Linked DNA regions of Homo sapiens: region 1 is linked to region 2. The links are chromatin contacts, found by Hi-C or POLR2A ChIA-PET in ENCODE. All regions are on one chromosome and are shown on one strand. Each heading gives the region's core, a stretch centred on a gene start or an enhancer-like site at or near the end of the contact. The rest is flanking DNA. Distances are from core to core; before and after follow the strand shown.

What was found. Hi-C counts contacts between places; a loop is a spot of excess contacts on that map. ChIA-PET counts read pairs that join two places held with the same protein, here RNA polymerase II (POLR2A). Pooled maps may share reads with other maps.
Region 1: a map of CD14-positive monocyte shows a loop between it and region 2 (2.7-fold over the local background). The contact joins two enhancer-like sites. A Hi-C loop is called at or near these places in 1 of 168 maps with a recorded cell type or tissue (CD14-positive monocyte), 1 of 37 single-sample maps with no recorded cell type and 2 of 50 pooled maps. POLR2A ChIA-PET finds 5 or more read pairs at or near these places in 2 of 52 experiments (OCI-LY7 and activated CD8-positive, alpha-beta memory T cell).

The regions. Positions count from the first base shown.
Region 1 is chr12:15,686,666-15,689,990 of GRCh38, forward strand. The region is part of intron 1 of EPS8 (EGFR pathway substrate 8, signaling adaptor); the gene reads right to left. Among named protein-coding and RNA genes, the nearest start is that of EPS8, 100 kb to the right of the region's middle. Within about 2 kb of position 1,826, at least 20 of the 41 ENCODE cell types and tissues checked have a DNase peak (open chromatin) inside an H3K27ac peak, as active enhancers do; they include CD14-positive monocyte, where a contact is called at or near this core.
Region 2 is chr12:15,532,661-15,535,922 of GRCh38, forward strand. All of the region lies in intron 12 of PTPRO (protein tyrosine phosphatase receptor type O), which reads left to right. Among named protein-coding and RNA genes, the nearest start is that of PTPRO, 210 kb to the left of the region's middle. RefSeq lists enhancers at 1,798-1,887, 2,303-3,262. Within about 2 kb of position 1,796, at least 7 of the 41 ENCODE cell types and tissues checked have a DNase peak (open chromatin) inside an H3K27ac peak, as active enhancers do; they include CD14-positive monocyte, where a contact is called at or near this core.

The sequences.
Region 1 (3,325 bases), core at 576-3,075, 150 kb after region 2:
AACTCAGCAAATTAAATTTGTATCAGAAGGTTTTAAGATCCTCAAATATAAGTTTTAGATTCCTTTTCTTTACTCTTGCTTGCATCTCATATCAATTTTCAAATTGGTAGATGAGTATGTAGTCATGACTCAATATTAGAAAACTACTTACCCAATCTTGCTGCCACATAATTAGTAACTCTCTGCATATTTAACTGTCCTTCAAATGACTTGTGTTCTCAGAAAATATCACAGATTTTTTTATCTACAGAAGTGTGTTTTTGTGTGTTTGGATATGATATTGAAACATCTATGTCTAGGTTTCAATTTAATTTAATTTATGTCTCCCAGTCTAAGTTACAACCAAGTGGGAGGGGGTATTATCATTACTTAGGATTTTCACTAAAAGATCAGTGAAACTTAATTTCCACCAATACTTTGTGACATTGTCTAACAATGATTTTGTTTCAAACATTAAAAAAAAAATCTTCTTTAAACCTCTTAAATCATCACACATTTTGTCTCCTGCAATGTCTTCTAGAGCAATCACGTTTTAATATCTCTTTCCAGTACCATTGGTAAAGACGGCACCATGTATTTTTCTATGCTATTTTTTCAAATATCAATTAACAAAGAATTTTTATGTGTGAATAAACTCAAAAAACTAATAAGGATATTAAGTTCTTGTAACAATAATGTGGTTAATGCCTGTGAAGGTATCACAATTTCTAGACCATATAGAAGAACAGTATTTTCTCAACACCAGTATCAATGTAAATGGAGTAGTTTTATGCCTTTAAGTCAACACAATAAAATCACTTAAAATAGTTAACTTAGTTCCTCTTTCTTTATGACAAAATTCTTAAGCTGTTTATAAATCAGAACATAATTTTGGGAAAAGTCTATGATCAAATCAGAATGTTGTTTGGTTAACAAGTGGCTGAAGAAAACTACTTATAACAAAATTTAATATGCAACTTTAGAAAGAACTACTTTAGCACTAATTATGTTTGCTATTGTGATGGTGTTCATAGGAAGGGCTAATAAAGAAAAGAGGCATAGACATATTCTAATACTACTATTATATTTCCCTCCAGTTCTTGTCTATTCCCTGAGTTGCTATGATGACATCATCAGCACACATGTACTACTGGATGCTATACTATACATGGAAATTACTAATATCTCAGTTCAAAATGTTTTGATATTTTACTGACTTGGGAAACTATGCTAATTTTAAAAAGAATCACTTCTATTTATTGAGTTTTAACTCTGCATCAGGTATCATGCTAAATGCATTCTATTGTCTTAATCTTGACATTAGTTTTTGAAGGAAGTACTATTCTTCATTCTCATTTTATAGATGAAGAAATTGAAACAAACAGACTGCCATTTGTGTGGTATTTTGAAGCTTAATAAAATCACATAGTACCATGAATGACTGAAAAGTAATGTCTTATTTGCATCTAAGGTAAAATCATAGGCAGAAGTGAACACAAAGGAGAAAGGGAAAGAAAACATTTAATGAGCCCCCAGTTCATAAGACATTTTACAAATATCACCTCACTTTATCCTTAAAACAACATTATCAGCTAGTTATTGGCTCTATTTTATGGGTGAGATGACAGCCTCAAGGCGGTTAAGTCATTTGCCTAAGTGGTAATGATACGGAAGGGAAGGGAGTGGTCCCTTTAAATAATACAGAAGTGGGGAAAGGAAGTGCTGGGTAGAGGAAGGCGGGGTCACTGGTTAGGGCTCCACCCCCATGGACCTAGATGAGGACAGGCATTTTTGTTTTCCTGCCCAAATGTTGCATTTCCCAAGACCAGCCTGGCTTGCCACGCCCCCATTTTGTGCCTATAAACACCCTGAGAACCTAGCAGGCAGGCACATAAGCAGCTGGACATTGAGAGGGGCACATCGGCAGAGGAACACACCAACAGGCACTAGCATGCTGCAGGCCACTAACCAGCAGAATGACGCGGAATTTGGAGTTTAGCAGGGGCAGCCGGACTCCAGGGGAAAACCATTCTCCCTTGTGGCTCCCCCATCTGCTGAGAGCTACCTCCACTCAATAAAACCCTGCACTCATTCTCTAAGCCCACGTGTGATCCGATTCTTCCCATACGCCAAGGCAATAACCCCAGGATACAGAAAACCCCCTGTCCTTGCAATAAGGTAGAGGATCTAATTGAGCTGGTTAACACAAGCTGTCTATAGACAGCAAAACTAAAAGAGCACCCTGTAACACTCGCCCACGGGGGCTTCATCTGTAAACATTCACTCCTAGACACTGCTGTGGGATTGGAACCTCACAGCCTGCCAGTCTGCATGCTCCCCTAGAGGTCTGAGCAGCGGGGCACTGAAGAAACAAGCCACACCGACATTGCATGCCCTGCGAGGGGGACAAAGGAACTTTTCTTGTTTCAGTAACAGAAGAAGCTAAAATTAGAAGCAGAACTCAAACTCTGATCTGACTGACTTATATCCCTTTTTTTTTTTCAGTAAGTTACACCATTGTGTGATAGTTTGACCACTGTGTGCTTGCCAAAAGTTTTCAGTTTTATTTGCTCGGATGTGCAATTATATTCTTTATTCTAATCAACTCTTCTTAAAATAAGGTATTAAAAATGCTAGTTTTTGGAAAGGAAGAGTATTTACTGAGAAAACTAGGATTAAATATATTTTTAATGCTAAATATCCTTTTTCCATAACAGCACCACATGCTAAATTAGTACAGCTCAACATACTTTACAAAAGCAAACAGAAAAAGACCTACCAGGGCCTGACATAAACCAGCTGGGTGGGAAGATGGAAAAACATACTCTAAAAACATCTTTTTTAAAAGTTTTGTTTTGTTTTTAATTGACAAATAATAATTGTATATATTTATAGTGTACAATGTAGTGCTTTGATACATGTATAACTATGAAATGATTAAATCAGGCTAATTAGCATATCCAACACCTCAAATATTTATCATTTCTTTGTGGTAAGAACATTTAAAACCCTCTCTGTTAGCTATTTTGAAATACGCAAAACATTAGTATTAACTATAGTCACTGTGCTGTGCAATTGGTCACCAGAACTTATTTCTCCTAACTGAAACTGTGTACCCATTGTTAAGTGAAATAAGCCAGGCACAGAGATTTCACTTATACGCAGACTCTAAAAAAGTTGGATTCACGGAAGTAGAAAGTAGGATGGTAGTTAGCAGAGGCTGGGAGTTGGGGAAGGAGGTGGACCAGGAGAAGAGAAACATTGGTAATATCATCTTTAATGAGACTGAAACGCCTGAATTCAAATTTCATTCTGGTGTATTAAATGGCATCTAAAAATAGTAAAT
Region 2 (3,262 bases), core at 546-3,045:
CTATACTTAAATTCTACGAATGTGGAGAGCACCAACTTCCAACTTTGCATAATCTTTCTATTAAGAAAAAAGTTGCCTGTCTACCAATTCCAGCCATTATCTCTGACTCTGACCTCTGTGGGTGTAAAGGGCCGTTCAAAAACTCATTTCCAGGTAACTGTAATTACTTGAAGATTGAGCTCATATTCCCAATGTCTTCCTTTTTCCAAGCTTTACTAATACAGGAAGCTATTAAGTGTTTCTCAGGTCCTAGCAGCTTTCTCCAACTCATTTGGTTTTTCAGTCTCCCTTAAAATTTAAGTTCAGAGGTGGTCTTATCAAAGTAGCATTTAGTGGGCCTATTGGATACTTCACTGAAATTTCTATGTGACATCATGGTCGAAGGTGCCTCAGGAATATGAGTCAAAGTCATGAACTAGTACAACTGTATCTACATAGGACTGTGAGTTAAAACCATGATAGTTTCCCAAACTTATCAAAATGTTTGGAGTCTCCATGTCTCCCTGATAATAGAATGGACTATGTAAACCAGCTTGGAAAATTTATTTAAACTTTACAAGAAGGAAAGTTGAGTTTTCATGGAAATTATTTCTAGTTAATGTAACCCTTAGGATCAATAACCTTTTTCTTATTGGTATCTTAAATATCAAATGGAATATTGTTTCTATCTTATTCCTCTCTGTAGACAAGACAATCTTTTTATGATGTGCCTTTCTTATTTTCTTGAAAACATATAATGTTGGTTTTTATCCTTTAGTCAAAAGATCTGTTCTACTAATCATGTTATTGTGTATATAAGCCCTTTCCATTTTATATAACACAATGCCTGAACACCTATAACTGCTTAACAGATACTGTTGAATGAATTGAAATTGCGGACCTCAAAGTTGAACATAGTATTGCAGTTAATATTTAATCGGAACAAGTTTAACCTTTCAGAGAAGTGAAATAATATCTTGCTTTAGTAGTACCTGAATTGCAGGTTTTGTGTGTGTTTGTGTGTGTTTTTTACAGAACTTTCATTCTAGTTGTTTTATGTTTCTTCCCAGCATTCATTTTGATATATATAGAAGTCATAGTCATTCTCCTTTAAAGAAAAATACAACTTTGGCACAGATTTTTCAGAGCATGTTTGAATCAGAATGCCATTGTTAAAGCTGGGGCCGTAACTGGTTGGGCTAACCTGCAGTTCAATTTATCTATAATAGAGGCCTCTTTAGAATGCCTCTGAATGACTCCTGTGTCATGGAGGGTAGGTTCTACCTCTATAGAAAGAAACCAAACTACCAATGAGTCCAGTATCATATAAATTAATCTAATGTGTCATGTGCAAGGGTAGAGAGCCCTCAAACAGTTGCCAATAATTCTCAACATTGTATCATCAATAAACATCCATAAAAAGAAATGCACCAATAATGGTGCTTTTCCCAGGATGTTGAACCAACCATCCCATTAGGAATTTTAGGTTGCCAGCAGTTTCACGAAACTTTGGTGGTATGTGGTGACAGGTCCCTTTGACAGTCAGTCATTACTATCTTCTAGTCTTGGTGAATCAACCTGGATCCCTGGGCCAACTTTAAGAGGACATGTTAAGTCTACATAAGATAATCAGTTTCCCAACCTTAAAAAAAAGAAAAAGAAAGGAAAGAAAAAACAGGAATGAGACGTGTTGGACACATCACAAATAGCTCTCTGGTAATAGAATATCCATTCATCAATCCATTTAACTAATATATATTAAGAACCTTCTAAGTACTACTCAGATGCCAGAGTACTTGTGGTAGTCGTGATGGTAATGAACCCAGAGCGCTACTTTCACTTTCTGTTCACAAGGAGCTTATGATCTAGTGAAGGGGAAGATGGTAATAGTGCTGTACAGTGCTCTACAACAGGGAAATGTGGTGCAGAATGACTGTGTGGTCAAAGCTTTCTTTGAGGAAGCCATGGAGGCTATGGTCTGAATAACAAGAAGAACCAGCCACAAAAAGGCCAAGAAGGAGGATGCCAGACAGAGGGAACAGGCAGGCCTGAGTATAGATCTTTTAAGGCATGCAGTTGGAATATTATCTTCAGAGTAATGAAGGGCCATTTAGAGAACTTAAAATAAACAGTCCGATTTACATTTAAAACAATCCCTCTGGTTGCTTAATGAGAAAGGGATTATTGTATCAACAATGAAAGTAGGGGAACTAATTAAGGGGCTATTTGTGCCAGCTTTAAAAATTATATTCTAATTCAAAGAAGTTGCAAGAGAGTGATGGTAACTTTGACTACGGTGGTTGTAATGGAGATGAAGAGAAGTGGACAGAATTCAGGAGCTCTTTTGGAGGTTGTGTCCACAGAACTTTCTGATACGGCAGAAACACGAAGTGAGGGAAAGGGAAATTAATGACTCCCAGGCTTCACCCTTGAGCAACTAGGACAAATGGTGGCGCAATTCACTGAGATTGAGATGACTAGTAAAACTACAGGAGGAGGACATTTAGGGTGAAGTAAGAATCAAGGATTCTTCTTTGGATGTAAACAAATTTAAAATGATTATTGGATATCCCGGTGCAGATGTGAAGGCCAGGGGAGAATTCTGGGCTGGAAATATAAATTTGGAAGTGTCTGGATGAAATCACCAAGTAGTAAGTAAAGACAGGGAAGAAAAGAGAAGCCCTGGATCAACTCTAGAGGAGCCACCCCAGCAGTTAGAAATTCAGCTTAGCAGGAAGCATCAGAAAGAGAGAGTGGAAAGGAACAGCTAAGGAGGTCAGAGAAAACAAAACAAAACAAAACAAAAACAGAATTGCACACCACCATCATCAAACTTATGCTTTATCCTGACCACAGACATGTTCGGGCACGTTCGAGATAAGGAATCATATAACTTTAGTGCTAGGAGAGCTTTTGGAGATAATTCAGTGCTATGTCCTCATTTGAACAAGCTGGCGCTTAGAGAAATGTGACACGCTTTATACATTGCTAGGTCTTGGTCCAGAAACAGTCATTTCGTACTTTTTATCCATCTGCTGCTTCTATTCCTGGACTGGGGTGTGGCCTTTTTCCTTCAAACTTCATTTTTTCTATTAAAAAATTTAACAGAACAGGGAGGAGCCTCATACCCACTTTTGTGACTTTCCGTTCCTCTTTGGAATTTGGTCTTAGGGACATTGGCTTGATTTTCTTAATCTTACTCATACAAACCTTTATAGAGATTAGAAATCTTTAAAACATAATTTGGCTATGGACAAGAAAAAAATCAAAATACTTTGAAATG